2 separate regions of the Mus musculus genome follow, and region 2 is linked to region 1. A link is a loop called in an ENCODE intact Hi-C map of the cell type or tissue named here. Cell type or tissue: left cerebral cortex. All regions are shown on one strand. Links, peaks and the distances in the headings refer to the core of each region. The heading gives the core; the rest is flanking DNA. Region 1 holds the start of Prpsap1 (phosphoribosyl pyrophosphate synthetase-associated protein 1). Region 2 holds the start of Rhbdf2 (rhomboid 5 homolog 2).

Region 1 (15,892 bases), core at 3,604-11,603:
CCCAGCCGCTTGGATTTTAGTTGATTCCAGACACAGCTGGCAACCAATGAGCCACTACACTGGCTTGAAATTAAAAGTTCTAAGAAAGTTAAAAGGGGGCTGAGGAATGGCTCAGTGGGTGAGAGCACTGACTGCTCTTCCAGATGGTCCTGAGTTCAATTCCCAGCAGCCACATGGTGTCTCACAACCATCCATAATGAGATCTGATGCCCTCTTCTGGTGTGTCTGAAGACAGCTACAGTGCATTTAAATATAATAATAAATATTTAAGCCAGAGCAAGCACAGGTTCTGAATTCAAATTCCCAGCAATCACGTGATGGCTCACAACCATTAGTACAGATACAGTGTACTCATATACAATTAAATAAATAAATACTTTTTTTTTAAAAAGGAAGTTAAAAGATATAGCCTATTACCTCATATACCCCATAGGGGGAGAGAGGGAGAGAGGAAGGGAGGGAGTGGGGGGAAGAGAGGACATATTATGTTAGGAATTCTAAATCAGCAAAACCCATCAAGGCAAAGCCTCCTCTCCAACTGCATTCCCCCAGAAGCAGATGCCCTGGCAAAATGTTATAGTCATTTATCTAGGAAGTGAAACTGGGGCTGCTGATTTTGCTCACTGCTCTTTCAGAGGACCCAGGTTCAGTCTCCAGTACTCTCAACCATCTGCAACTCCAACCCAGGGAATAAGACGCCCTCTTTTGGATTCTGTGGGTACTGCAACCATGAGATACACACATGCAGACAGAACACCTTGCTCAGAGCACTGCAGCCAAGATGTCCCCTTCTAGGTGCCAACCACACTGTCCTGATGCCAACCCCAGGTGCCTTTAATGCTCCACAGATGCCCGGAGGAAGCTGTGCCAAAACCACAGCCGTTTGCAGCTGAAGCACAATCCGGAGAAGGCATTGCAGTCACTGCTGGTTCTGAGCCTGGGCTGCCCTTTTGCAATCAGGAGCCTTAGTGAACTCTCTGTAACCATCTCTATTCTGCTGACTCAGCACTCCCCCCAAAGGCCCCCCACATAAGTCCTTTGTCCCTTCAGGCACACCCTTTACTTGCTCGAGGGATGACTGCATTGTGACTGTTCCAATTATTGCTCTCTAAAAACGCCTTCTAGCTACACAAGCAGATGGTTGATCCATTTCCTGAGCCAGGCAGAGATCCGTCCTATACTGCCCCCTAGTGCTCCAACATTTTAAAAATTTATTTATTTCTTTATTTAGAGACAGGGTCACACTAATTGTGATGGTGTAGGAGGAGGAACATTAAATGAAGATTGCTTAGCCCAGGCTGGCCTCAAACTCACAGCATTCCTACTGCCGCAGTCTTCCAAGTGCCGGAGTTACAGGCCTAATCTACCACACCTGTCTTCTCTTACTCTCTTTTCATGTCTTTACCAATATGGGCTGCACTGGTGACACAGAGGTGGGAGGAGAAATACTAGCAGTAGCTGAAGCAGCAGTAGTGGGTGAAGGACAGCTGGTGGGCTGGAGAACGGCCTGGACAGAAATGACAGGCAGCAAAAGATGAGAGATAAGGACGATGGCTGGGTAGGTAAGACTGTGTGCTATATACTGCACTATGTGTTGCAAACCTGGTTCCCAATCCCTAGTATCCATGTAAAATGGTGGGTGTGGCCACACACATACCTGTACCCCCATTGCTGTGGGAGAGGTGGAAGCAGGAGGATTGCCCACATGAGCCTCCAGACTCCACTCAGAGACGCCAAAAATCTCTGGCTTCAAACATCTGAAACATGGTGGTGCCCAGCTGCGGGGCCTGGGGCTCTAGCCTTGGAGCTTGCTAGCCCAGCCTCTAAGCCATAAGTATTCAAGGGCCTGGGAATGGCTACGAAGGAAGAACTTTGCCTAGGCTACTTGCAAGTCCTATCCAGAAGGACCCCAGCCAGGGCATTGGTAATTTGAGTAGCAGAATGTAACAGTGAGCAGCCAGATTCTAGGGGGCAAGTGTACAACTGTTCACTAAAGATTCATTTGCCTTGGGTTTGTAGAAGATTTCAAAGAAATGCTGATGGCAAAGTTTTGGAAGAAGAAATTGGAACTGGGGCCAGGTGTGCTGTGGATGGGTCAGGTGTGCTGTGGATGGGCCAGGTGTGCTGTGGATGGGCCAGGTGTGCTGTGGATGGGCCAGGTGTGCTGTGGATGGGCCAGGTGTGCTGTGGATGGGCCAGGTGTGCTGTGGATGGGCCAGGTGTGCTGTGGATGGGCCAGGTGTTCTGGTGGGCACTTGGTTTTTTGTTTGTTTGTTTGTTTGTTGTTGGGTTTTTTGTTTGTTTTGGTTTTTTGGTTTTTTTGTTGTTGGGTTTTTGTTGTTGTTGTTGTTGTTGTTTTGGTTTGGTTTTGGTTTTTCGAGACAGGGTTTCTCTGTGTGGCCCTGGCTGTCCTGGAACTCACTCTGTAGACCAGGCTGGCCTCTGCCTCCTGAGTGCTGGTGGGAACTTGTAATTGAAGTACTTGGGGAAGGAGTGGAAGGAGGAGGAGGATCAGGAGTTTAAAGTCATCCTCTGTTACAGAGTGAGTTTGAGGCCAACCTAAGCGACATGAGACCCTGATACACACACACACACACACACACACACACACGGGGGGGGGGGTGGTTTGGGGAGCCCCTGCATCTAAAGAAATTAGAACTAGAGTCTGCTCTCAGTACAACCTCACTGCTGGGTCAGGGAACAGTCTTTTGCTCCAGGGTCCAAAATCTTTACTAAGACTTAAATGTCAGAATCAGGACCATTGCATGTGATAGTTGTGTGGCAAACCAAACTGATCTCAAGGCTGGGGAAGAGATAGGAGAGTCAGCCGGTGGGAGGAAAGCAGTGAGCATGGGGTCAATAGAGAAAACAGAAATTCTGCATGGGCAGGAGAGATGGCTCAGTGCTTAAGAAGGGCCTGGGTGAGCTGGTGAGCTGGCTCAGCAGGTAAGAGTACTGACTGCCCTTCATGAAGGTCCTGAGTTCAAATCCCAGCGACCACCTGTAATGAGATTTGGTGCCCTCTTCTGGGGTGTCTGAACTCAGCTACTTTTTTTTTTTTTTTTTTTTTCATTTTTAAATTTTATTTTATTGAGTGTATGGTGGCAGAGTGAAAATGGGTCAAAGGGAGGAAGGGAGGTCGGTCTTTCCCATGCTGGGACGATCCGTGCCTTGGGAAGGAAGGCAGCCAAACGGGTTCGTGTGTTGTCAGTTGTGGTGCTTTATCCAAAAGACTTTGGTTCTGGCCTCCCATTTTATTCTCAAAGGGCAGCCTGGGAACCCTCCTCCTCCATGATTGTTCCCCACTGTGGTGGGTGCGTGCGTGCGTGGGTTATGAAAAACAGAAGGCAGGAGGAACTGGCCGACCTCCTCATCGCCCCTCGTGGACAGGGAAGAGCCGGACGGGAAAGAAGCAAGACGCCCGTGAGCCGCCACGGGGGGTGGGGTTGGGGCGACCGGAGGCGGAGAAGGGAGGGGGGAAAAATCGGAGGCGGTCCCCGGACGGACCCAAACCGACCCCCTCCTACCCCGCTCCAGAACAGCTCCAAACGCGCGGTCCACACGCACGCCACGGGACCCGGGACGGGCCTCACGGCGGAGAAGGTGAGGACACACAAGACAGAGAGCAAGCCGCCGCCTCTCCACAGTCTCCCGTCAATCTGAAGTCAGCTACTTATGTATAATAATAAATAAAGCTTTGGGCGGGAGCGAGCAGGGATAACCAGAGAGAGTGGGGTTGACCAGAGAGAGCAGAGGTTCTAAAAACAATTCCTCACAACCATCTGTACAGCTACAGTGTACTCACATACATAAAAATAAATAAATAAATCTGAAGGAGGAGGAGGAGGGGGAGGACCTGGGCTCGGTTGCCAGCACCCACATGGTGGCACCTGTAACTCCAGTTCCAGGGGATCTGATGCCCTACTTTGGCCTCCGTGGGCACCAGGCCTATACATGGTACACAGACATACATGAACAATTTTTATTTTGTTTTGTTTTGTTTTGTTTTGTTTTTTAGACAGGGTTTCTCTGTGTGACCCTGGCTGTCCTGGAACTCACTCTGTAAACCAGGCTGGCCTCGAACTCAGAGATCTGCCTGCCTCTGCCTCTTGAGTGCCACCACTACCAGGCCCTAACAATTTTTTTTAAGATTTATTTATTATTATACCTAAGTACACTGTAACTGTCTTCAGACACACCAGAAGAGGGCATCAGATTTCATTACGGATGGTTATGAGACACAATGTGGTTGCTGGGATTTGAACTTAGGACCCTCAGAAGAGCAGTCGGGTGCTCCCCCCCTTTTTTTTTTTAATTTTTTTTTAAGATTTATTTATTGGTTATATGTAAGTACACTGTAGCTGTCTTCAGACACTCCAGAAGAGGGAGTCAGATCTCGTTACGGATGGTTGTGAGCCACCATGTGGTTGCTGGGATTTGAACTCCGGACCTTCGGAAGAGCAGTCGGGTGCTCTTACCCACTGAGCCATCTCACCAGCCCCCGCCCCCCCTTTTTTTAACCCCAGAAACTGAAGACTAATTCTGCAGGGAGATGGGCACAGTCACATTGTCTTAGTTTCCTTCCCTCCTGTTTTGCTACAATTTATTCCAGCTCAACATTCAAGGTTATTCCCCTCCCTGCAGAAGCCTGAGGTGGCTTTGTGTGGCCAGACTTTAGCTACTTTGTGGGTTCTTTTTGCTTCCAACCCTCCACCCCTAGGGCAGCATTATCTTTAGACTACTTCCTGCTGATTAGGGGTGTTGAGTTCCTTGGAGCAAGTTTGATCTTTGCTATTTTTTTCTTCTTCTTGTTTCTTCTTCACACTCAACATTTAACAAACGTAGATCAACAGCAACCAACCAACCCCGTGTCTCAGGGCCCTAGCACTTATCTACGCTCTGAAGAGTTCCCAGAATTCCTAACGTTGCATAATCACAGAATCTGCTGCTGACAAAATCACGCCCCTACTAGAGCATGGGACAAATCAGAGTCAGCTGCTGCAGGACAGTCTGAAGCAGCCCCACATCCCACACCTGGGATTAAAACAAAAACATATTCTTACATTTCTGTGTTTTTGGGGTTTTGGTTTGGTTTGGTTTTTGGTTTTTGGAGACAGGGTTTCTCTGTATAGCTCTGGCTGTCCTGGAACTCACTTTGTAGACCAGGCTGGCCTCGAACTCAGAAATCCACCTGCCTCTGCCTCCCGAGTGCTGGGATTAAAGGTGTGTGCCACCACGCCCAGCTTGTGTGTGTGTGTGTGTGTGTGTGTGTGTGTGTGTTTAAAGAAAACAAAATTCCAAAATTGTCACTACAGCTTTATATTGCATCTGCAGTAAAGAATGGGCTGTCAAATGCAAGGCCCGTTAACTCTTCACTTTTACAGTCCGGGATCCTCTGCTTAGGCGATGGTTCTACCCACAGTAAGGCTGGACCTGCGGCCTATGTCTCCGCTCTGAGAGCCGAGATGGCTCAGAGGCTAAGAGCATTGGCTCTCAACAGAGTTCTTAATAGAGGAGCAGGGTTCAATTCCTGGGATGTCTGACACCCTTTTCCGGTTTCCTTGGGCATCAGGTATGTGGTGCAGGGATATACCTGTGCAAAACACCCACATATGTAAAAAGTATAAAATAATTTTTAAAAAGAAAGTTGTCCTCTGATACCCCACCACCACCATGTACTATGGCACATGGGTGCAACACACACATACACACACACACTTAAAATTTTAAAAGAAAGATGAGTCTTCCAACATCAATTAATGTCATCAAGATAATCTGTCGCAGGCATGCTCAGAAGCACATCTTCTGTCAACATAAGGATTAACACACTGAGCGTGGTGGCGCACGCCTTTAATCCCAGCACTCGGGAGGCAGAGGCAGGAGGATTTCTGAGTTTGAGGCCAGCCTGGTCTACAGAGTGAGTTCCAGGACAGCCAGGGCTACACAGAGAGACCCTGTCTCAGGGGGGGAGGGGGGGTGCGGGGGCGGGGGATGGGGAAACAAACAAAAAAAAAAACCCTCTCTCTGTTTTGTTTAAAACCTAACTGGCTGTAATTAGTGTTTCACAGTTGGGGAGCTTCCCATCTATGAGGTAGGAAGTGCTCCGCTGGTGGGGGGGCTGCCCGCCTGCCTGCAATCCAGCATTTATAGAAGATGAGAAGTACTGGGATTTCAAGGCCAGCCAGGATTCTCTCAGAAGAACAAGAACACGAGAGAGAGAGAGAGAGAGAGAGAGAGAGAGAGAGAGAGAGAGAGAGAGAGACAGAGACAGAGACAGAGACCAGATTCCACTGTGCAGTGAGAGGAAGGTTTGGTTGTTTGTTTTTTGGTTTTTTACTTCTTTTCTTTTTTTTTTTTTTTAAGATTCATTTATTGATTATATGTAAGTACACTGTAGCTGTCCTCAGACACCCCAGAAGAGGGAGTCAGATCTCGTTACGGATGGTTGTGAGCCACCATGTGGTTGCTGGGATTTGAACTCTGGACCTTCGGAAGAGCAGTTGGGTGCTCTTACCCACTGAGCCATCTCGCCAGCCCTACTTATTTTCAAGACAAGGTTTCTCTGTGTAGCCCTGGCTGTCCTGAAACTCACTTTGTGGACCAGGTTGGCCTCGAACTCAGAGGTGTGCAAGCCTCTGCCTCAGGCCTGTGCCACCCTGCCTTTAAAACGAGTCATTTCAAAGCTAGCACAGCCGAATAGCATCTCCTCCCGTTCGTTGCCGTATTTTGATCTGGCCTCATTGGGAGCTCCTTTTCCTACCCAGGTCCCTAGCATGCTTCTGCCAGTTGGGAGGGTGGGGATCCTGATGCAGCAGCTCGGGACAGACAATGACTCCCATATATTTTACTGGAGATTAAATCTGACTTCAAGTCCCCACAAGCCAGGATTTGTGCTTAAAAGAGTCCCAGGGTGGGCTGTGGAGATGGCTCAGCGATGAACAGCTAGGCTCACAACCAAAAAAGAGTCCCATGGCTTCCTCATTTCCTGAGTCTCAGGCATAGCCTCTGGTCCTCCATCTTTTTGAGAGGCCCCAGGCAGTGAGTGGCTATACCACCAGCTTGCCGGTCTGCATCATCCTCACAGCTAGGAAAGACTCCCCTCTCACCAGAGCTGGGGCACTCAGGGGCATTCCAGCTTCTCATCTTTGTGAAGTGAGGCCTTGGTTCGATAATAAAAACCTCTTAAGGGACTCTCAGGTCCCCAGGATGTGTCCCTGTGTGCCCTCTCTGTCTTGAGGCCACGTGCAGGAAAGTAAGACTCAGCTTCCTTCTAAATAAGGTCATTTCGCCCTCTGTTTCTGCAGCGTTATATATACTACTCTCAAGTCTTCCAGTCTCCCATGATGCTTTGAAAAGGAAATGTTGATGGCTGCCAAGTGTCCCAGGGTCTGAGTTGATCATTATTTATTTACGTAGCCAATCCTGTTCTCTTGGGGCACTCAGGGATGCGGCTAGATTCCTCAATGGCTGATTTGAGCAGCTGTTCCCCCGACCTGAGAGCCTATCTGGAGATTAAGACACAAGCTGTTCAGTTTACTTCTCTTCCCAGGGAAGACCTTGTAACGGTGCCATGTGAGTGGGTGGTGCCGGGGGAGGGGGGAACAGCAAAGCACAGCTATGAAAGGGTTGAGATGACACAGCTGCTAAAACCACTCTCTGCCAAGCCGGGCTACCAGAACTCCGTCCCCAGGACTCACGTGGTGGAAGAAAACAACTGCTGTAAGTTTAACTCTGACCTCCGTTTTTTTGGGGGTGGGGGGTGGGAGGAAGTCTCACTGTGTTATCTAGGATAGCCTCGAACTCATAGAGATCTGTCTGCCTATGCCTCCTGAGTACTGGGATTAAAGATGTATACCACCATACATGGCCATCTTACCTGGTTCTTGAAGCTGGAAGTCCCGTGGGGGAACCAGCATGGCTGGTTCTGGTGAAGGGGTCTCTCTCTCTCTCTCTCTCTCTCTCTCTCTCTCTCTCTCAGGGGCAGGCAGCTGACTATATACAATGTCCTCACATTGGGAAGAAATAGGGCACTACTCTGGTGTCTTTTCCTCTTTTCAGTGATGCCCCCTTGTTGGGACTCCACCTTCATCTATTCCCAACTACTCCCCAAAGCCTAAAGCCATGGCCTGGGGGTCAGGCTTCAACCCTGAACCGAGGACAAAGAGCTCAGTCTGTGACAATGACCACCAGGCAGCCTGAGGCTTCTGGGGCTGCTGAAAGGCCTATCCTGGTGCTGAGCAGGTTAGTGACCAGTAGGGGGCGTGTCAGGACGACCAGCTGCTCTCTTCTCTGGGGAATTGAGCAACAACTACCATAGAGATGGGGTTTCCTCAATTGAATCTAGGCTGACCCTGGGATGGAGTTTTGGTTTTTGGTGTTGTTTTTTGTTTGATTGGTTTAGTTTTTCAAGACAGGGTTCCTGTGTGTACCTCTGGCTGTCCTGGAACTCGCTCTGCTCTGTAGAGTGGGCTGGTATCTAACTCATAGATCCCTCCTACCTCTGGTGGGATTAAAGGAGCGTGTCACCACCGCCCGGCAAGATGGAGTTTTGTTAATGGGATGTCAGGGAGGGTCATCATCTGGGTCATGTGTCCCCTTGTTCCTTGTCGAAGGGGAAGGGAGGATGGTAGGACTACATTCAGACAGCTACTCACTGGGTCCCTGGGAGCCTACTTCTCTGCTCCCGGAGACCAAAAAAAAAAAAAGGAAGGAAGGAAGAAAGAAAAGAAGTGGCATGCACATGCCCTGAAACCCTGTCTTGTATCATGGACCCTCGTGCTGCAGTTTATCCTTGGCCTTCTCTGATAAGACTCCTGTTTCCAAATTACTTTATTACAAAGAGGTAAGAGGACAGTGGGTGGGGAGATAGGGAACTTGGCTCGGTTGGTAAAGAGTTTGCTTGATCACACTAAGCCCTGGAGTCAATCCCCAGCCAAACATAACATGGGTGTGTGTGGTGATGCCGGCTTTTAATCGCAGCACTTGGGATGTGGAGGTAGGAGGATCAGAGTTCAAAACCATCCTCAGTTACATAGGTCACTGTTGACTCCTCCCCTCCCCACCCACACTCGGAGGAGGAGGAGGAGGAGGAGGAGGAAGAGTGGGAGAGGGGAAGGAGGAAGAGGAGGAGGAGAAGGAGAAGGAGGAGGGGAAGGAAAAGAAGAAAAGAAGAAGGAGGAGGAGGAGGAGGAAGAGGAAGGAAGAAGAAGAAGAAAGACACAGACACCTACAGAACTAATTACTTACTGTTGAGTAGAAAGCCTTACACCCCTTGAAAAATCTATATAGATTTTGGCCTAAGAATAAAGGCAAATGGTTTGCTTTTTCTATAGGAAAGTTAGTTTTTATTCCAAAAGCAATGGAGAGCCACAGATTTATTAGGGAGTGGGGTGGAGGAGCTCAGGCTGGCTGATGTGTGCAGGGATTGCAAAGTTCACACCTGCTTAAGTGTCACAGTTAGCATCTGAATCCCCATGGGATGCTCCCATCAGTATGGGATACTCCCATCAGTATGGGATGCTCCCATCAGTATGAGATGCTCCTCCCATCAGTATGGCATGCTGCCATCAGTATGGGATGCTCCCATCCATATGGGATGCTCCTCCCATCAGTATGGTATGCTGCCATCAGTTTGGGATACTCCCATCAGTATGAGATGCTCCTCCCATCAATAAGTGCTGGAGGTCTGAGACAAGGGGAGATGACTGTGGACGGCTCTCACTAAGGAGCCCTTGGTAGCCCTAGTCAGACACTTGTGAACGGGCGAACAGATTGGAAGGAGCCCTTGTTGCTTTGATTTTTTTCAAAACCTACTTTTCATGATGGTTCTTAAATGCTTCAGCGTCCCCTCTAGCCCACCACCCACCTGAGGCAGTGGAAAAGGAAGGTTACTAGGATACGGGGGAAGTGGACCTGTTTAGAAATGGTTCTCTGCAGCGATTTCAATCTCCAGCTGACTTTCCAAAGAAAATTGAAGTTTCCACTTCAAGCTCTTACCATATACTTCTGATATTAAGATATTCCATTTTGGCTGTGACCGGAAGCAATGGACCCAGTCGATTTTGGATTAAAACTGGCAAAACCAGGAACTTAAATACATCATTTCCCCTTTCATATTTCCTCAGGTATGTGTCATAGTATAAGATCATATGTGTTGGGGGCCAGAAATCGCCTCACAAGCCACACAAACACCAATCTCAGTCAGACAGGGATAGTTTATTGAGCAGGTGCCCCAGGACTGGGTGACGAGGGTCATGGTCCAGATTCAGGTTGCCAAGGTCATGAATGTGTTTTGTAAGTCCCTTCCTTGCATAAGATATGTATCAGCAATTGGTGATTCCGTGCAAGACACTGAAGCTTCACCCTTTTATGGTGGTCCCTGGTGTCTGGCCCTTGAATAACACTGAGAGAATAGGAAGACTGAAGAGGGTACCTGCCATGTGCTACTTAAAGAGCAGGAAGGGAAAAGGCCTAGCGAAACAGGTTATGAGGTGAGGCCAGAGAGCTTATCGGCCCTTCCTGATTAGGTCTAGTGTAATCAACCTTGGGGCTCACAATCTGAGTCCAAGTCAGGTCTGGCCACCTTCTTCAATATGTTAATTAAAATTGCAACTTGGGCACGGGAGGGATGGCTCAGCAGTTAAGAGCACTGGCTGCTGTTCCTGAAGACCCAGCAGCCCACAACTGACTCCAAACTACAGTTCCAGAGAATCTGACACCCTCTTCTGGCCTTTGCAGGCACTGTGTATGCACGGTGCACAGACACAGAAAGACTCAATGTTCAGGCAGATTTCTGAGTTCGAGTCCAGCCTGGTCTACACAGCGAGTTCCAGGACAGCCAGGGCTACACAGAGAAACCCTGACTCGAAAAGCCAAATTAAATTAAATTAAATTAAATTAAATTAAAATTAAAATTAAAAGTCGAACTGAAAACAGAAAGCAGAAAAGGGAGATTTATTAAACCTAGCAACATCGGTAAGAGGAACAGAGGAATCCAGAGAAGTCCACAAGTCTGTCCTCCGTCCAGAAGTGAGATAAAAATGTAAGCAGAAGGCCGAGGATTTGCCACCTAAGCCGTCCCTTCCAGGGCAAGGTCCCGACCATCATTGAGACGCCCTTGCATGGGCTTCAACCTCAGCCTGTAAGGTGGTCTGAGAAGTCTCTGGAGCTCTGTGAAAGCTGTTTTTGGGAGTCACGTTTTTTTTTCTCCCAGCATGACATTCCTGAGGTGGGTGGGGGAAGATCTTTACTTCTTTGGGGGTCCGTTTTTCAAACAGTCTGATAGATCGAGAGGCTCAAATGTCTCTTTGGAACGACTTCATCTATTTACACAAAAGTAAATGAACACACGCGCCTTCTGTATTTGCACAAGGCGAACTCATGCGGGCAGAGCGGCTGGCTGGGGTTGAGGGGGACGGGTGGGAGAACTGAGAACAACAACGGGCAGGAGTGCAACCTTGCCTCACGTGCAGACACAGATATAACGTCTAGGGAAGGCCTCCACGTCCAGATTCTGGAGCAGTTAGTTTAAGTGCCCGCAAAAGGGAAAGGGCCGGCTGTCCCTTTTCAAATAAATCCCAGCCTGCGCAAGCGTGGAGGGGAGCGCCGGAGGCTCGTTCATCATAGAGGCGTGAGGCTAGATTGTCTCCGGTCCCTGGGCGGACATCTTAGTTCCTGGCAGTAAATTTGAAAACATTTATAAGTACCACTAAACATGGCTGCACCTCCCAGAATAGTGGACATTAAAATACCTGTCCCCGGAGACTCAAACTCAGGCGAACACGCGAGTCAGCGGCGCCTGTGTCAGAACAGGCTCTCCATGCCATGCCCACCTCCCTGCCCTTTTCCGAGATGGCGGCGGGGGCGGACGCTCTAGCTGCTCGACTCGGTGTCGCGGAGGGGCGCGGCCTGCCGCGGGGTCCGAAGGAGGCTGCGGCGCTCGGCTGCGCCTTCGGTGCGGCTTGGAGATCCGGACGCATCTGTGTCGCGCCTCGTCCCTCTGCGGCCCCGCGCGGACCGCTGTAGCCGCGCCTCGGGCCGGAGGATGCCCAGGAAGCTGCTGCTGCTGCCCCCGCTGTCCGCGTGCTCTGCTCTGCGTGTCCCGCGGGCTCGGCCCGCCGCCTCGCCGGCCATGAACGCAGCCCGCACCGGCTACCGAGTCTTCTCGGCCAACTCCACGGCCGCCTGCACGGAACTGGCCAAGCGCATCACTGAGTAAGCGAGGTGGTCCCCGGGGTGGCCCTAGCCCCTCTCCCCGTCACCTCCACCTTTGCACCCGGGAGCAGCAGGTTTGGGCCGACTCCCCAACCCCGTCCCAGGGCCGCGGCGCACTCTTAACCCTAGAGAGGTTTCCTGCGCTTGCCCTGAATCTGACCATCGCCATTTCCAGGCGTCCCTAAAGCGACAGGCGATGTGGGTCCATCCTAGACCGAAGGGTTAGGACAGTCAGGGAGAAGGGAACTCAGAAGTACTTCGGGCTGGGCGGGGGGAGAGCCGCGATTACAAGTGTGTAGGATCAGTTGTACAAAAAAGTGTTTGCTTAGGGGTGTGTGCGTGTGTTAACCACTGACCTCAGGGGACCGTGGGGGCCCTGAGATGTCTTTCCAGGCTTGTTTGTTGTTACCGATGCTGGATGGATGAAGGACGTGATTTTTTTTTTTTTTTTTAAACCTTACTTACAAACTGTGGGTGCTTCTATGGGGAAGGGATGGGAGCGTGAGCCTGAACTTTGCGGAAATCATGGAGAAGAATCCTGCAGAGCAGAGCCTCCCGGTGCCCTGCTGATAATAACCGGTCTACTTAAAGGCCCCTTTTCAATTTTGGAGAAAACTAGAGCCCTGGTATAAAGAGCCTTAAGGGCCCTTTGTGAAATAAGCTTTTTAGTAATATGTATCGTTTCTCTTCTCCTTTATGGGACAGAGCTTTATCGTAGCTCCTGCTGGCCTGGAACTTAGTGAATGGATGAGGCTTGCACTCTCAAGAGTTCAAGCCGGGAGATCTGCCTGCTTCTGCCGCGGGAACACCACACCCATCATGGGCTTTGGTTTCTGAGATAAGGTCTTATGACCCTGGTCACACTCTAAATGGTGTGATATTTCTGGCCTTGGCCTTTCCGATGCTGGCAGTTCAGGTGCGCACTTGGACTCCCTGGCGTAAATGACTTGACTTTGAACATTTAAAGTCATTTTCATATTTCAAAAGTTCTTAGCTCCACCTGTTTTATTATCAGTTGGACTTTGAAGTGGGTTTAGGAGATATGTACAGGGAGACAGTCAGTCTCTCCGGTTTCTGTTTCTTTTCATGATTTATTTATCGTGTATACAATGTTCTGTCTGCATGTGTGCCTGAAGGCCAGAAGGGGGCGCCAGATCTCATTACAGATGGTCGTGAGCCACCGTGTGGGTGCTGGGAATTGAACTCTGGACCCCTAGAAGAGTAGCCAGTGCTCTTAACTGCTGAGTCATCTCTCCAGCCCCTGATTATTTGTCTTGTCCAGGCCAAGGATCCCTTTAAACATGAAAGTTGAGCTTGTTTGTATTGGGTCACACTTATCACACGTGACCTTGCCTTGAGAAAGCTCCACTTTAAAAATTAGTGGTTTTGGGCTGGAGAGATGGCTCAGCAGTTAAGATTACTGACTGCTCTTCCAGAGGTCCTGAGTTCAATTCCCAGCAACCACATGGTGGCTCACAACCACCTGTAATGAGATCTGATGCCCTCTTCTGATGTGTCTGAAGACAAACAACTACTGTGTACTCACATATAAATAAAACAAAGAAAAAAGATTAGTGGTTTTGCCTTTTGTTATGCTAATTCCAGTAAGCTTTGTAGACCAGGATAGATAGCCTTGCAGAGATCCTCCTGCCTCTGCCTCCCAAGAGCTGGGATTAAAGGCTTGAGACACTCCTGGCTTTTTTTTTTTTTTTTAAGTTTGGTCTTGCTAGTAGTCCTGGCTGGCCTGTTACTCACTATGTATCCCAGACTGGTCCTCACCTTACAGCAATCCTCCTGCCTCAGCTTCCAGAATGCTGGCTTAGTTAGTTGCATGCTCTTACCATCTTTTTTTGTTTTGTTTTGTTTTTGTGTAATAGGCGTCTTGGTGCTGAATTGGGGAAATCTGTTGTATATCAGGAGACCAATGGAGGTAAGTTAAAAAGTTGATTTTTTTTTTTAAGTTTGGGATGTGTTGTTATTGTTGCAGCAGCTACTGCAGTATCTCATGTAGCCTGGGCTGGCTTAACCTCTGAATCCTCCTGCTTTGCCGCTAGTGTTGGGATGACAAGCAGTCTCCGCCACTTCTGACCCTTATTCCATTCATTCATTTATGATAGGCATTAACTATATAGTCCATCAAGGCCTCAAATTCCCCACCCCCTTCTTCTGTTTGCTCCGGCCCATAGGTTTTTTTGTTTCTCATTACGGATGGTTGTGAGCCACCATGTGGTTGCTGGGAATTGAACTCAGGACCTGCAGAAGAGCAGTCAGTGCTCTTAACCGCTGAGCCATCTCACCAGCCCAAGGTCTCAAACTCTTGATCATCGTGCTGGGAGCTGGGTCTCTCCTTCTACCCTGTGGGCTTCAAGGAGCCAAATGCAGGTCATCAGGCCTCGTAGCAAGTATCTTCACCCTCTGTGCCATCTTGCTGGACCAGTCCCTTCAGCCTCTCATGTCCTGGGATTGTGGGCATGTACTCTCATGCCCAGCTGATAGCTTTCTTTTTTTGGTTTGTTGAGACAGGGTTTCTCTGTGTAGCCCTGGCTGTCCTGGAACTCACTCTGTAGACCTGTCTGGCCTCAAACTCAGAAATCCGCCTGCCTCTGCCTCCCAAGTGCTGGGATTAAAGGCGTGCGTGCACCACCACCCGCCCGGCTGCATTTTTTTTTTTTAAAGCATGCTTTTGCTTTGTTTCCTTGGATGCACGAGAACTCACCGCCCTAGCTTAGAACTTGCCCTGCCTTGGAGCCCGGTGGCACCATCACCTCCACGGTTGGCGTGCTTTTACAAGCAGACAGGACTCCAGTTTTGCTGTGTTACTTGTGCAGTGGGTGTGCGTTGTGCATGCAGGTGTGGGGCTCAGAGGACAGCCTTAGGGCATCGGTGCTGTTTTATTGAAGCAGGGTCTCATTGTTTCTGCTGCTCTGCAGAGAACGTACGGCAGGAGGGCTGGGGGTGTAGCTAGGAGGCTGTGTGTGTGTGTCTGTGTGTGTGTCTGTGAACGCAGAAATGTTTTCTTCAAGCATTAGAGGTCTGCGTCCTCTGCTCCCCTTCTTTAGATTTTCCGCCCTGACGCACATACCCTGTGATAACAAGTAAAGGAGAGATCTGTAGAACGTTTGTCTTTTCTTCTGTTTGGTGAATAAGTCTTAAACTTGCCGGGCAGTGGTGGCACAGGCACGCCTTTAATCCCAGCACTTGGGAGGCAGAGGCAGGTGGATTTCTGAGTTCGAGGCCAGCCTGGTCTACAGAGTGAGTTACAGGACAGCCAGAGCTACACAGAGAAACCCTGTCTCGAAAAAACAAAACAAACAAACAAACAAAAAAGGCTTTTCTCAATCAGTGATCAAGGGTGGGAGGGCCCCCAACCTCCTTTATGGGCGGAGCCATCCCTGGGCTGATGGCTCTGGGTTCTATAAGAAAGCAGGCTGAGCAAGCCAGTAAGCAGTGCCCTCCATGGCTGCTGCATCAGTTCCAGCCTCCCGGTTCCTGCCCTGTGTGAGTTCCTGTCCTGCTTCTCTCAGTGATGAACAGCGATGTGGAAGTATAAGCTGAATGAACCCTTTTCCTCCCCAACTTGTTTTTTGGTCGTGGTGTTTATCATTGCAGCAGTAGAAACCCTAAGACACAACCTTAGCAGCTTTTTTCTCTTAAGATTTAGTTTTCATTCATTTATTTA
Region 2 (15,892 bases), core at 4,451-12,450, 130 kb before region 1:
CTGGAATAGTTGTGAGCCACCACATGAGCTCTGGGATGAACTCTGGTCCTCTGGAAGAGTAACAAGTGTTCTTTTCTTTCTTTCTTTTTTTTTTTAAGATTTTATTTATTAATTTATTATATGTAAGTACACTGTTGCTGTCTTCAGACACTCCAGAAGATGGAGTCAGATTTCATTACGGATGGTTGTGAGCCACCATGTGGTTGCTGGGATTTGAACTCCGGACCTTCGGAAGAGCAGTCGGGTGCTCTTACCCACTGAACCATCTCACCAGCCCCTTTCTTTCTTTTTTTAAGATTTATTTATTTTATGCATATGAGTACACTGTTGCTGTCTTCAGACACACCAGAAGAGGGCATCGAATCCCATTACAGATGGTTGTGAACCACCATGTGGTTGCTGGGAATTGAACTCAGGTCCTCTGGAAGAGCAGCCAGTGTTTTTAACCTCTGAGTCATCGCTCCAGCCCCTCTAGCAAGTGTTCTTAACCTCAGAGCCACCTCTCCAGACCTGAAACATAAAGTCTTTAATCCCAGTACTCGAGAGGCAGAGGCTGTGAGTTCAAGGCCAGCCTGGTCTACAGAATGAGTTCAGGACAGGTCTCTGTAGAGAAATCCTGTCTCTAAAAATATATATATATAATAAAAATAAAAAGGTTTGTTTTTTATTTTGCTTTGGTTTTTTTTTTTTTAAGATTTATTCATTTATTATATGTAAGTACACTGTAGCTGTTTTCAGACACTCCAGAAGAGGGAGTCAGATCTCGTTACGAGATGGTTGTGCGCCACCATGTGGTTGCTGGGATTTGAACTCCGGACCTTCCGAAGAGCAGTCGGGTGCTCTTACCCACTGAGCCATCTCACCAGCCCTTGGTTTGGTTTTTTAAGACAGGGTTTCTCAGTAACCAGCCTTGGCTGTCCTGGACTTGCTCTGTAGACCAGGCTGGCCTCGAACTCAGAGAGATCCTCCTACCTCTGCCTCCTGAGTTCTGGAATTAAAGGCATGTGCTACCTTACCCGGCAGGGTTTTGTTGTGGTTTTTTGGTGTTGTTGTTGTTATTATTGTTGTTTTTGTTTTTTAATGTCTTTTCTTCTGTCATTTTCTGTTTTTTTTTTCTTTATTTTATTTTTATTTCTTCACTTTACATTCTGCTCACTGCCCCTCCTCCTGGTCACCCTCTCCAACAATCTTTCCCCCTGCCCCTTGCCTCTGAGACAGCGGAGGTCGTCCTGGGTATTCCCCACTCGGGCACATCAGGTCTCTGCAGGACGAGGCATATCCTCTCTCACTGAGGCCAGACAAGGCAGCCCAGCTAGAAGAACATATCTCACAGACAGGCAACAGCTTTCGGGGTAGCTCACACTCCAACTGTTTAGGACTCTCATGAAGACTGAACTATACATCTGCTGCATATCTTCAGGGAGGCCTAGGTCCAGCCTGTGTATGGTTGGTAGCTGTTGGTTCAGTCTCTGAGAGCCCAAAGGGTCCAAGTTTGTTGACTCTGTTGGTTTTCCTGTGAAGTTCCTATCCCTTTGGAGCCTACAATCCTTCCCTCTATTCTTCCGTAAGGATCCCCAAGCTCCGCTGGGCGTGGTGTTGCACGCCTTTAATCCTAGCACTTGGGAGGCAGAGGTAGGCAGATTTCTGAGTTCGAGGCCAGCCTGGTCTACAGAGTGAGTTCCAGGACAGCCAGGGCTACACAGAGAAACCTTGTCTTGAAAAACCAAAAAAAAAAAAAAAAAAAAAAAAAAAAAGAATCCCCAAGCTCCATCCACTGTTTGACTGTGGGTCTCCACATCCATCTGAGTCAGCTGCTGGGTGGAGCCTCTCAGAGGACAGCCATGCTAGGCTCCTGTCTGTAAGCATAACAGTATCATTAATAGTGTCAGGGATTGGTGCTTGCCTATGGGATGGGTCTCAAGTTGGGTTGGTTATTGGTTGGTGTTTTGTGTCAACTTGACACAGCTGGAGTTATCACAGAGAAAGGAACTTCAGTTGGGGAAATGCCTCCACGAGATCCAGCAGCAAGGCATTTTCTCAATTAGTGACCAAGGGGGGAGGTCCCCTTGTGGGTGATGTCATCTCTGGGTAGTCTTGGTTCTATAAGAGAGCAAGCCAGGGGAAGCAAGCCAGTAAGGAACATCCCTCCATGGCCTCTGCATCAGCTCCTGCTTTCTGACCTGCTTGAGTTCCAGTCCTGACTTCCTTTGGTGATGAACAGCAGTATGGAAGTGTAAGCCGAATAAACCCTTTCCTCCCCAACTTGCTTCTTGGTCATGATGTTTGTCCAAGAATAGAAACCCCAACTAAGACAGTTGGCCCATTCCCTCAGTCTCTGCTCCATCTCCTGTCCCTGCATTTCTTGTAGACAGGATAAATTTTGGATGGGTTGATGTCCTTATTGCCCCACTGCGGTTCCTGCCTGACTACAGGAGGTGTCTTCTTTCAGGTTCCATATCCCCACTGCTATGAGTCTCAGCTAAGGTCACCCCCATCGATTCTTGGGTACCTCCCCTATCCCAAGTCCCTGTCATGTTCTCTAGATTATTTTCTGATGGTTTGTTGAGCCAGGGTATCCCATGCTGGTTTCAAACTTACTATATAGTCATGAATGCCCTTGAGTTTCCGAGCCTCCTGTCTTTGCCCTCTGAGTATGGGGATTGATGCCATGGGCCACCACACCCAGTTATTTAGCATTCTGTAGACATAGAATAATTGAATCCAGAATTTCCATCATACTAGGCTGAAATTTGACCAACTGAGCCACAGACCCAGTCCCTGATGAATGAGATTTATAAAAAAAAAAAAAAATAATAAGACATAGGTTGGCGGGCAGGATGGCTTATAGCACAAGCCTAATGGCTTGAGTTCCGTCTCCAGAACCCACGTATGTTGTAGTTCCTCAAAAGACCCTCACTCACAAAGACCACAGAGACCACCACCATCACCGCAAACTGCATGAGGATTTTTATTATTCCAACATGTTGGGGACTCCTCTCTCAGCACGCAGGCCAGAGGAGAGACCCAGAACAGAGAAAGAACACACTTTTTATACCTTTGTAAGGGGCAGATTTGGGTAACAGGGTTTTCATTGGTGTAGCAAGTAACCCTTTCAGGCATTCGTTTGTTTGTATAGTGATTAAGTAACCCTTCTGCCTAGTGACTCACTTTGCTTGCCCCCATGATGTTTTTTTTTTTTTTTTTCCTGTATAGCTCTGGCTGTCCTGGAACTCACTCTGTAGACCAGGCTGGCCTTGAACTCAGAAATCTGCCTGCCTCTGCCTCTCGAGTGCTGGGATTAAAGGCACGCACCACCATGCCCAGCTATGGATCAGCTATTAACGTCACAGCTACTAATGTCAGGGAACTCTCACAACAAGGTCAGGGTGGCTTGTGGTCTTTGTCAGAATTCAGTGTGGGGCGGGGGGACAGGAGAATTGCTAATCTTGTTACGGTTATTTCTCTGAGAACAGCTAATATTATTTTGGTAGCTGCAAGCTTAATCATTTTGACCGCTAAAACTATGTTTTTACATTTGTTTAGTCACCCAGTTTTCTTATCTGGCTCTGCACTTTGCCTGCTAGTACAGTTGGAAAGTTCTTTTCGAAGGGGGAAGGTACCGAGTGGTCTTGAATTCATTTTGGATATTACAACTGTAGAAGGAGAATTGGCTCCTGAAAGCTGTCTTCTGGCCTCCAGGCCTCCACACGTGCAGCATGGTGTGCCCCCACCAAAGAAATACATTTAAAAATGTGAAACATTGTTTGAAAAATATTGAAAAGTATAGTGTTCATCTTTGTTTTCTCATAATTTTATTTTATTTTATTTTATTTTATTTTGGGTTTTTTTTTTGTTTTTTTTGTTTTTTTTTTTTTTTTTTTTTTTTTTTGGTTTTTTGAGACAGGGTTTCTCTGTATAGCCCTGGCTGTCCTGGACCTCACTTTGTAGACCAGGCTGGCCTCGAACTCAGAAATCTGCCTGCCTCTGCCTCCCAAGTGCTGGGATTAAAGGCGTGCGCCACCACGCCCGGTCCCTTTTGTTTGTTTGTTTGTTTTTTTGTTTTTTGTTTTTTTTTTGGTTAGTTTGTTTTGCTCTGTTTTTGTTTGTTTGTTTGTTTTGTTTTGTCTTTCAAGACAGGGTTTCTCTGTGTAGCCCTGGCTGTCCTGGAACTCTCTCTGTGGACAAGGCTGGTCTAAAACTCACAGAGATACCTGCTTCTGCCTCCAGAGTACAGAGATTAAAGGAGTGCACCACCACAGCCCAGCATTATAATTTTAAAATATTTTTATCGTGAAGGTTAGTGGACAATTTTGGGGAGTTAACTCCCTCTTTCTACCATGTAGGTCCCAGGGATTAAAGTTGGACCACCAGGCAAGCGGCAGATCGCATGCAAACAGAAGCGCTCACATAGTTTCGGTGTAGTTCACAGCCTGTGTTTCACAACGGGTACTTGGACCACGGCCTGTATTGTTCTCCCCAGAACTGCCAAGCGCTGCACAAATCCAGCTTAACTGGTTTATTTCACTCTACTTCAGGGAAGCCAGCGGCTGCCCCAAACATCTACACCCTAGGGTCACCACAATACAGCACCCTCCATCATCTGACATTAAAACTGGGCCTGAAAGTGTAGCTAGGTTGGTCGCCTAGCTTGTGGCCCTGGGTTCCATCCCAACCACTCTATAAACAGAGTGTGATAATGCGAAACCAGTCTTTCCTACGAAAATTGTTTTGAATGTGAAGTATCCCCCATGCCTCCCATATTCCCAGGCATTTGAATGTGTGGTCCCTATTTGAATATGTGTAGGAGTTATGTCACTGGGGGTTGGGGGATATACTTTGAAGTTTCAAAGACTGTTGTTGCCATTTCATGCTAGTTTTCTCTGCTTCGTAATTGTGGTTTAAGATATAAACTCTTAAGCTGATCGTGGTGGCACATGTCTTTGATCCTAGCACTTGGGAGGCAGAGGCAAGTGGTCTCTGAGTTTGAGACCAGCCTGGTCTACAGAGAGAATTTCACAACAGCCAGAGCGATCAGAGAAACCCTGTCTCTAACAAAACAACACAACAACAAAAAGAGCATTAGCCTGTAATGAACCTTCCCCCACCTCGTGAAACGCTCTCAGACATGCCTGTGTGCCCAACCTCTGCACCAGGCATTCCTGAGGCTATCACACCCTCCCCATCATGCCTGTTATTAATTAGCCAAGCACCTGCCAGTGGGTGGAGACACAGTCATTACCCTACATTAAGCAGGATGATTAGAAGTTTAAGGCCAGCCTGGGCTACACCGTGAATTTTAGACCAATCTTAATAACATAAAACCTTGTCTATAGATAGATAGATAGATAGATAGATAGATAGATAGATAGATAGATAGATAGATAGATAAAAGAGCTGGCTCAGCAGGTGAGATTACTTGCTTCTCTTGAAGAGAACCAGAGTTCAATTCCCTGTACCTGAGGCAGGCTGCTTGCAGTCACCACCCTGTAACCCCGAATCAGGAATCTGACACCCTCTCTGGCCACTGTACACCCCCCCACACACACACACACAAAGGCATAGTAAAAACTAAAAAATAGGGGCTGGAGAGATGGCTCAGCGGTTAAGAGCACCGACTGCTCTTGCGAAGGTCCTGAGTTCAAATCCCAGCAACCACATGGTGGCTCACAACCATCTGTAATGGAATCTGATGCCCTCTTCTGGTGTGTCTGAAGACAGCTACAGTGTACTCACATACATAAAATAAATAATTCTTTAAAAAATAAAAATAAAAAATAAAAAATAAACAAATAGGTTGTTAGTAATGGCTGACTGGTTAAGTGTGTACTGCTCATACAGAGGACCAGGGTTCAGTCCCCTGCATCCTCCTGAAGTGACTTATAAGCTCCTGTCACTCCAGCTGCAGGGACATCCCATGCCCATTGGGTTTCAGACCCAGGACAAGCCTCTGAGGTGCCTATTTAACATATCAAAGCGGACCTGGCTTCCAGGGTCTCCCAGCATCCCTCAGTCCCTCCCTGTTACAGGGTATGACTGGCACACCGCACCCTCCATGCCTGAACTTTTCACTCCAAGGGTTGGGTTTCCCCTTCCCCAGATCTTCTCTATATAATCTAAATTGCTCTCTCTCTCTCTGTCTTTCTGTCTCTCTCTCTGTCTGTCTGTCTGTCTCTCTCTCTCTCTCTCTCTCTCCTCCATGTCTACAGGGCAATTTCCCTGGCCCATGAGCTGCCCCAGTAAACCTTCCTTTTTACTTTTAATTTGGCCAATAACAAATTGGCCAATTAATGCCCTTTAATGGCCTCTGTAGGCATTGCACTCAGGTGGGTGTACACACACACACACACACAATTTAAAAGTTTGAAAAGTATTATAAAACATCTCAGTGGAAAGGCTGGGTTGTAGCTTACTGACAGAGTGCTTGCTCAGAATGTGAGAGGCCTGTCCTCAGGACCAGCAAGTTTAAAATGTCAGAGGCTAGAGAACTGGTTTAGGGCAGTGGGTCTCACCTTTCCTAATGCCGTGACCCTTTAATACAGTTCTTCAAGCTGCGGTGGCCCCTAACCATAAAGTGATTTCTGTTGCTACTTCATAACTGTAATGTTGCTACTGTTAAGAATCGTAACGTGAACATCTGATATGTGACCCCTGTGAAAGGGCCCCCCCCCCCCAAAGGATCATGGCCGACAGGCTGAGAACTGCTGGTTTACAGGGTGAAGGTAATTGCTACCAAGCCTGAAGACCTGAGTTCAATTCCTGGGACATTCACAAGTTGTCCTTTGACCTACACATGTGTGCTATGGTGTGGGAACTAAAAAGGGGCCCAGGGGAAGAGGGGGGAGGGAGGACCCACGTCCGGCCAGAGTTCCTCCTATGCTCTGGACAGGCAGACACAGGAAGGCTGCCAGATGTTTTCCGCTCAAGATACCCTGTAGCCCCGGGGTTATGGGAGAGAGGGAAGAGGGAAGAGAGGTTCCCACACAGGCGAGAGTCTGCGCAGCTGAATAGAGACAGTCTATGGTTTTAGAGCTTTATTATAGAAAGGCAGGGGGAAAGAGAGAAGGTAGAAAAGAGGGGGGAGGCTAGAGAAAAAGAGAGAGTAAGAGAGAGAGTGAGAGGAGAGGAGAGTAAGAGCAAGAGAACAAAGGAGTGAGAGAGCAAGGAGGGCCAAACAGCCCCTTTTAAAGGGAGCTGCTATCTTTTCTGTTGCTAGGTTACTGGAGAGGAGTTTAGCCTGAAGGTCAGAAGCTTGGGACATTGCCTATGTGACTACTAACTAGCCTTGCTTCTCTTGTGGGGGATGTGGGGGCGGTAACTTTGACAGGAGCCAGAGTTCCAGGAGACATGAGAGAACTCCTTCCATCCCGTGTAGGTGAATTATCACCACCAGGTTCCGGGGTTCAGCATCTCAGCTCGACTGGAGACCAGCCTGCCTGTGCATAGTCCAATGCCCCACGCTATGGGGCGCACACACAATCAATACAACTTAAAACAATGTTTGTAAGACTCAAGATATCTCTGTGCGTCTGTAACTTGAGTTTCTCAGGCACATGGCATTTCATGACTCTAACATATCTTAGTCACCCGGGGTCATTTTTTCTGCTGTAGACAAGGAGTCTCACCTGGCATGCAACATGCTTTGTCCCAGGTCCGTGGCACTTATTTCTTCAGGACGCCCTGGTTCCTCCTTGGGTGCCAACTATTCACACAAACTCGGGCACCGTGGTCCCCACGGTTCTGATTTCATTTTCCCAATGATTGATGAGGCTGGGGGGCTTCTTATAGAGTCCCTGTGATAACGAATAATACCAACTGGGCAGGGTCTAGTCACCTGGCAGACAGAGCTCTGGGCACCTCTGAGATTCGCTTAACAGAGGCGGGAAGACCCTGGGACCTCCTAGATTCACTTCCCAGCCCTGAGTGCTGGAGGCCCCACCCCACCAGCTGGGTACCAGCTCTCATCTCTCATCTCTGTTCCCACCCACCTAAGACACCATGTGACCAGCTCCTCATGCTACTGCCCTGCCTCCCTGTCATGACAAACTGTACCTCAAACTGTAAGCCAACACAAGTCTGATACTCTTTGTTTTTCTCCCGAGAGAGAGTTTCTCTGTGTAGTCTTGGAACTCACTCCGTAGACCAGGCTGGCCTCGAACTCACAGCTCCTGCCTCTGCCTCCTGAGTGCTGGGATTAAAGGCATAGAGTTAAAGCTTTTATGTTGTTTAGTCTGATGGTCTTTTAGCTGGTGGCTTCTGGGTAAAATGTCTGAGACTGGGTAAGAGGCCGATGCTGCTCCCATGCTGAAGAGTGGTAATGCCACTAGGAAAGAGTATGCTACCGAGAGGGAATCGGGACGGAACACAAAGTCACCTACAAGGATGGAAGTGCCAGGGAGAGAGGAGAACTCAGAATCCCAAGATTATGGCCACATGTGCTCCCTGCCTGATTCCTCGAGTGATGGCAGGCAGGTCTGAACCTGGATGCTATCGCCCTTTCCGGGCGCGGTGTTCTTCCAGGGAAGTGCTAAGAGATTTACCTAGTGTTTGACTGAACAAGCTTTCTGGAGTTAGCAGGGCCAGGACACGTGGATTCCTTCTTGCAGTACTGGATATGGCCGCTAGATGGAGACTATGCACTATGGATGCCAGCTGTTGTAACCCATAGCTCTTGGTCCCTGTCTTCCTCTGAAGTTCTGTGACATCCTGATTTTGCTCCCTGGGGGATGGGAGGCCTTAGGCCCTTGTCAGCCACACTCTAAAAAGACATCTTTGTCATCCTTTCTGTATGCTTCCTGGGGTCCTTCCTAACTCCCCCTCCTCTAGACTCTGGTAGCAGCCCTTCCGCGGTTCTTCTCGTTCACACAACCCCGCGTGCCCCTGAACACTGCCAGAAGGACATTCAAAGCTTGTTCTCCCGCGATGGCTGGAAAGAACATGGCCTCCGATCCAGGGCCCTGCCTCAGTGTCTGTGCTCTTCAGTCCTGAACCCATGCCTGGAGCTCTCCAAACCTGAACAGAGACCACATTAAAGACAGTCATAGTAATGCACATTTGAAACCCCGGAAGCAGGAAAGTGGGGACAGGTGGCTCGCGGGGGCTCACTAGCCTGATGGTGAGTCCCAGGCTAGTGAGAGACAGTGTCTCAAAATAAGGTGGACAGAGACTGAGAAACAACACCTGAGATTGTCTTAAGCTTATGTGCGCGCGCGTGCGCACACACACACACACACACACACACACATACACATACACATACACACACACATGCTCGCACACATTCATACACACAGAATCTTACAGAAATAAGATTAAAAAGTTGATAATCTTGCTGTCAGGTTAATTTTAAGATCATTTTATCTAAATCTTTTCAGAGTTGCACAAGTCTTGAGAGAGGTCTCGGGGTTTGCAGGACATAGGCCCACAGCTGAGAGCACGCAGTCAATTGCAGAGGGCCACAGCATCTCATTTTAAAACTGAGAACACTTGGCCTGGTGGTTTATACCTACCTATAATCCTAGCACTCAAGAAGTAAAGGCAGAAGGATTGCTGAATTTGAGGCCAGCCTGGGGTATATATAGAGTGAAGTCCAGACCAGCCTGGAGCCTGTCTCAGAAAAGCAAACAAAATAAATCCCAACAAAAATAAATCCATTTTAGCCAGTCATGGTGGTTCTCTGCCAACTAGCTTTTGGGTGATTAAGACAGGAGAAACAAGAATCCAAGGCCTGGGCCTGGAGAGATGGCTCGGCAGTTTAGGGCACTGGCTGTTCTTTCAGAGGACCTTGGTTCAATTCCCATCATCCACATGATAGCTCACAGCCATCTGTATGTAACTGCAGTTCCACGGGAGGATCCAGCGCCCTCTTCTGGCCTGAAGTCATACAAATAGGGCACAGGCACACATGCGGGGGGGGGGGTGGGGGGACGACGACGACGGACACACTTATACATATAAGAAAATTTAAAAAATAAACAAGTTGGTGGTTGTGCATGGCTTTAGTCCCAGCACTTGGGAAACAGAAGCAGGCAGATCTCTGAGTTCAAGGATAGTCTGGTCTACAGGGCAAGTTCCAAGACTAGACAGAGAAACCCTGTATGGAAAAACAAACAAACAAACAAAAAAGTTGCAGGCCAGCTGGGCGTGCTGGTTCACATCTTTAACCTCAGCTCCCAGGAGGCAGAGGCAGAGACAGGTGAATCTCTGTGAATTTGAGACCAGTCTGGGCTAGATAGTAAATTCCAGGCCAGCCAAGGCTACATAGTGAAACTTTGTCTCAAGACAAGATAAGGGAATAAAAAAATATTCAAGCCAGTCTGCTTTACAGAGCAAAGTACTGTCTCAATTTTTTCAGTATTTATTTCAATTTTTTACAGTTTTTTTTAAGTTATAAAAACATAGCAAGTGTATGCATTCCACTTTTTGTTTTTCTACTCAAGGGCATTTTGGAGATAATTCCCTATCAACACACAGTTACCTCATTGCTTTTAACAGCTGCAATGTGACATTCCCACACGTTACACCCAACTGTTTCTCACTCTCCCACACCAGGCAGGAGAGGTGGTTTACTGCAGCCAAGTCTGTGATCTCTCCATCTCCAGGGCTAGGGCGGCATGGCACAAGTCTCTGATGTCACCGAAGCATCATGCATATTCTCGTCCTTGGCCGTACAGGGGTGAGGACACAGCCCAGCCGTCCAGCAGTGAGGACACAGCCCAACCGTCCAGCAGTGAGGACACAGCCCAGCCCAGCCCAGCCCAGGTGCCAGAGTAGCATCTGCCAGGCTGAGAGGTGGATTGGGCCTGAATGGTTCCAGCAGCCCCACGGTGCCTCTTCTGCCTGATGCTCTTTGCTGCCATGGGACAGACAGAATGATCCTCACATGATGGAACTCACACGCATGCCAGGCAAGTCCAGCCTCCCACCTGCACCCCAACCCCCAGGGCTGGTTCTTTTGCCGCTCTCAGCATGGTTTCCTAAGGATATGTGGAGGGGTCACTAAATGGCTCCCTGCCTGTGCTTCAGAGAAACAGCTCCCAAGTTTGGGGTTATTATCTGTCTTTGCCCCAGCCTTGCCTTTCCGTGGCTGGAGACTGGGAAGGAGAAGTTTGCCACCCTGCCTAATAGGAAGTAACTAAAGCTCTAAGCATGTGGTGCACACACATTTTATTTATTTATTTTTACATGAATTAGTGTTTTGCCTGTGTCATATATGTATGTATGTATGTATGTATGTATGTGTTAAGTATGTATTATGATGTACATGCCTGTGGAGGTATAAGAAGGGCATTTGATCTCTGAAACTGAGTTAAGGCTGTCTGCAAGATCCCAAGTGCATGCTGGGAACTGAACCTGGGTCTCTGCAACATCAGCAAAAGCTTCCAACCATATAATTATTTCCCCTGCCCCACTTTTTTTTTTTTTTTTTTAAGATTTATTTATTGCCGGGCAGTGGTGGCACACACCTTTAATCCCAGCACTTGGGAGGCAGGAGGATTTCTGAGTTGGAGGCCAGCCTGGTCTACAGAGTGAGTTTCAGGACAGCCAGGGCTACACAGAGAAACACTATCTTGAAAATAAAAAAATAAAATAAATTTTAAAAATTCTTTTATTTATATGAGTCCACTATAGCTGTCAGACACACCAGAAGAGGGTATCAGATCCCATTACAGATGGTTGTGAGCCACCATGTGGTTGCTGGGAGTTGAACTCAGGACCTCTGGAAGAGCAGTCAGTGCTTTTAACCTCTGCTCTACCCAACCCACCAACGTGGCAGACTGGGGGCAGGGTGGTTAAGAGCAACAAGAGCCCAGAGACCTGGCTCACCTCTGAAAGCAGCTCTGCTGCAGCGCCCCCTGGTGGTGGTCTCTCCATACTCTCTGGCTGGGCGAGGACTTCAGAAAGAAAGACTGAGGCCATTGGTGCAGGGGCTGAGGATAGGGACTCCAGACCTGGGGGTACAGGTCTAGTTCGTTCCTCTGCCATTTCCTGCCTGCCGTAAGTTTCCACATCAAATCCCAAGTGAGGGGCTAACCCAGGCCCTAGGCATCTGTATCAGTGGCACCCCCTGCCCTTCTCCGGCCTGCTGTTCTTGTTCAGGAGCTGACAGGTCCGGCGAGTGCTCGTAGGTGGGAGCATGGGAGTGTTGGACAGGGTGTCATAAATGTAGGCCTTCGTACAGGGCTAGGTACGCGAACATGAAGAGTGGTACTCTACCAGGAAGTGGGTAAGAACATCACAAGATGGCACCACCCAGAGCCGAGTTAAGGGAGGGATATCTGGGTCCAGGAGGGAGATGAGGAGGCACAGCCCAGCTCCTATGGGCTCAAGGTGGCTAGAGACGTGGGCTAAGGAGGATAAAAGCCTGTGGCTTAAACTTGAGGGAGGGCCGGCCGTCACCACTACTAATAATAGCAAAGATAACAGCAGCTGCTAGTTAGAGCCAGGGGCCCCACAAATGCTCCCTGTTACTGCTACCACACAGAGAGGGGAAAGCTGAGACCGAGGAGGCTTAGGGGATTCATCTAAGACCACAGGAGCAGTCAATGGCAGATCAGGATTTGAACCCCCGGCTCTGTTAGCTGGAGTCATATATAGTTATTTCTCATTACAGCCAACAAAGCAAGTTACTTGGTCAGTATTGGCCAGGCTAGAGTATCCAAAGCCTGGGCCTGGGGGCTGTTCATGACACGGAGATGTGGAGGGCCTTCCTCTGCATCTATTGCCAGTTACTGTGAGAGCCAGCTTTCAGCCTTAGCAAGAAGCCTCTGTGTCCTTGGGTGCAGAGCAACATTCACAGTTTCCTAAGGGACAGTCCCAAGAACTAGCATATACCTCGGTTGCCTTTCCAACTGCTCTGTGTTTAGTCCTGGGGTGGTTAAGGGGACAAGACCCAACTTCCAGCAAGGACCCGGTCTGGCCTAGAAGGGATGCCAGGCCTGAGGAGAGATCATTCTAATGGACGAAGGAGAGACAGCAGCTAGAGAAGGCCAAGGCTTCCTAGACGATGTAGCTGCAGCGATCGATCGGGGATTCTGGAAAGGATGCAAGCCTAGTCGAGGCTCCTGGAGTCAAAGGAGCCTGAGGTCACACGAGAAAGAGAAGGGGAAATTGAGTGGTTTTTGCTTGGTTGTTATGGGGGTGTGTCCGTGTGAGCGCGTGTGTTGCTGGAGATCGAACCTAAGATCTGTGTGCTAGGCAAGTGTTTAAATGTGGCCATAAGTGGAGCAGCAGGAGCTACAAGCCCAGGCAGAAGCCGCGGGCCGACCACGCCCCCCGAAGCACCGCCCACACACCAAGAAGCCCCGCCTCAATGAGGCCCCGCCCACACCCAGTCCCCGCCCCTGCGCCCTCGCGCAGGTAGGGAAGAGGCGGAGCGCTGGCGCTCAGCCTTGTAGCCGCCGCCCCGCCGCTGCCCACTCTGCTCTCAGCCGCTTCCCGGGACGTGGGGCCTCCGAGAGGTGAGCACGGGGAATTGGGTGCGGCGGAGCTCGGGTCCGCTAGGCCGCGGGTGGCCAGGGATTCACGGGGCTGCCCCGTTCGGCCGCGGGGAAGGTCGGGGGCTGTGCGCCCCGCAGAGCGCCCTAGAGGCCGAGGCTGGACTCTGTGCCCGCGGGACCGCTGGATCCCTCCCGCAGATCCTTGGCCTCTGCTGGGACCAGGACGCCTAAAGGGGTTCCCCGGGGCACAGTCACCAGATGTCTGGGCGCGTGGTTTGCGCAAAAGTTTAAAAGCCCAGAGAGGAAGAGAGGGCACTGCCCAGTGTTGGAACATGCGACTCCGCCTCCAACCAGAAATCCCTTTTAGACCTTAAGACTATATTCCCCTGTCTCCCGGGTGAACTTCCAAAGTCCTCGGGCAGCGTTTTGTGCGTGGAGCTTCGCCGCCGTGGTAGTAACAGGTGCGGGGGTGGGGGATGGGGAAGGCTCACACCGCCAGAGTAGTCCGCGGCTCAGAAAGTGTACTCAGGAGTCCTGGCTTAAGGACCGAGGGGTTTGGAGAGTTGGGCCCCCAGCTGATGTTTCTGCATTGGATTGAAAGTTAGGGAGCGAAAGGTCTGTAGGGCCCAGGTCTCTACCACAACCCCAGGGCAGAAGGGAAGCCAGGTCCATACCTTGATTCAACTCCAGGAAACACCGAGCCGCGAGTCTGTAGGGCCGGGACATAGAGAGCGAAGGTGAGGTGTACCTGAGGGATTGCCTCATAGGTGGAGCGGTTGCTGTTTCTCAACCAGCTGCATTGGGGGTTCCAGTGTGGGTGACATCTTGTGGTGAAATACTGTCCCCAGCATCTATGTTGTGCTGTTGTGATTGTAGTCAGGGAGAAGAAAATGAAACTTGGTTTCAAGCAGTGGTTCTCAGCTTAGGGGTGCTTTTGCCCGCTAAGGATATTTGACAATCCCTGGAGACACTTGGCCATCACAGGTCTGCCCCACAGTACAGAATCTGGCCCCTCAAAAGTCAACATTGAGTGACCGTCCTATGACCACCAGCCCACTAGGGTACTTCTTGTGAATTTCTCTCCCTACCTAAGTTTCTCCAGGGGCTGGGAAGGGCCAGGACGAATCTCAGTGAGAGATAAAGAGATAGGTGGGCAGGCTTCGCCCTGGCTGGCCACTGGCCCTGTGGAGGAGAAGCTGGGAACAGTGGCTCTCTCGAAGCACAGGTCTGTAGTACTTTACCCAGGATAGCTTCAGACACAGGATAAGCTCAAGGTAAGCCAGAGTAGCCCTGGGGATGGAGGAAGGGCAGGACCAAGCTCTGTTCCCATGGAGTTTCCCAAAGCTGGATGAGCTGAGGTCTCCCGGATAGCGGAATGCCATGTGACCAACTGGAATTTTCCTTCTGAACACAGAACTGACTCCCCTAGCTATTTACACCAGGAAAGTAACATCCAAGGAATAACGGGTCCACTGATTCCCTGTGGCTCCTCTCTTTCCTTCCAACAGGATGGGTTGCCCCTGGGGCGGTAGGAATCCTGGTCAGGGTGAGCTCAGGCCCTGCTGTAGTATTTGCTGAGTGACAGTAAAGGATGGAGGCTGGTAAAGAGCTTTCCACCCACGGGGTCCCCCAAAACCGCGGAGTTGGGCTCCTGGGCTGTACTCTTAGCTTTCTGGGAATGGAGGTGAGGCTGTTGCTGGCTGGGTAGGTCAGGGCCAGAATCCTCTCTTCCGGCAACTAACATTTCCATCTCCCTTTGTCCTGTCTAGTTTTGGACACTTCTTGCTTGAGAGCCCTGGTGGGGTGAGAAGGGAGTGGTGGGACTGGGGGCGGGGCAGGAGTCTCGGGTTGGTTGGTTGGTTGATTGATTTTGGTCTTTTTAACCATAAAACCCTGATGTGTAGCTAGACTTGGTGGTGTGTGCTTTGATGTCCCAGCATTGGCAGGTAGTGGCAGGAGAGTCAAGAGTTTGTCACCCTCAGTAACAGAGTGAGTTTGAGGCCAGTCTGGGCTCTACAAGACCCTGTCTCAGAAACCCAGCAGAAGACCAGACCTTTACAATGTAGCAGTTACCACTACTGTATATGGCTCTGAAGTCATAAAGTTAAACACCCAGACCTCCTCAAAGCCACCTACCCCAAACCTGTAACTCTAGCTTCACTCGCTCATTCTGGTCAGTGCCCACCCCCACCCCCACCCTTTCTATACACGCTGCTGCCAGGGGAGGGGAGGAGACTTCCAAAAGAGCAGGGGTAAATCACCCCAGACTGGAGCAGGACGACCACTGGGGGCTCAGGCCTACTCTGGGCTCACTGATGTTTTTCTTGTGACCTGAGCTCTGGACAGTGCCCTCCTTGGTTGTGTGTCTGTTCAGCTTGTGTGTGCGGGATGCTTGCTAACCCCCCCCCCCCCAATCTGGAATTACAGACAGTTGCCAGCTGCCCTGGAAATGCTAG

The links. Peaks named below come from ENCODE experiments on the same cell type or tissue, not always from the same donor. Only the 100,000 strongest peaks of a DNase experiment are listed, where the experiment ranks them.
Region 2: a loop joins it to region 1, with 4 times the contacts of the local background. A loop is called at or near these places in 10 of 42 quality-filtered maps.

The regions. Positions count from the first base shown.
Region 1 is chr11:116,486,369-116,502,260 of GRCm38, reverse strand. Prpsap1 (phosphoribosyl pyrophosphate synthetase-associated protein 1) reads left to right here and starts at 11,915. Exons shown (of 10, transcript NM_026364.1): 1 at 11,915-12,213; 2 at 14,091-14,143. The coding sequence starts at 12,044. In left cerebral cortex, for the core only: a CTCF peak has its summit at 8,255 (motif pointing right); DNase peaks (open chromatin) are centred at 7,551 and 8,268; H3K4me3 peaks cover 599 bases; H3K27ac peaks cover 1,461 bases.
Region 2 is chr11:116,621,743-116,637,634 of GRCm38, reverse strand. Rhbdf2 (rhomboid 5 homolog 2) reads left to right here and starts at 13,415. Exons shown (of 19, transcript NM_001167680.2): 1 at 13,415-13,457. In left cerebral cortex, for the core only: CTCF peaks have their summits at 8,599, 9,844 (motif pointing left) and 11,860 (motif pointing left); DNase peaks (open chromatin) are centred at 8,617, 9,844 and 11,863.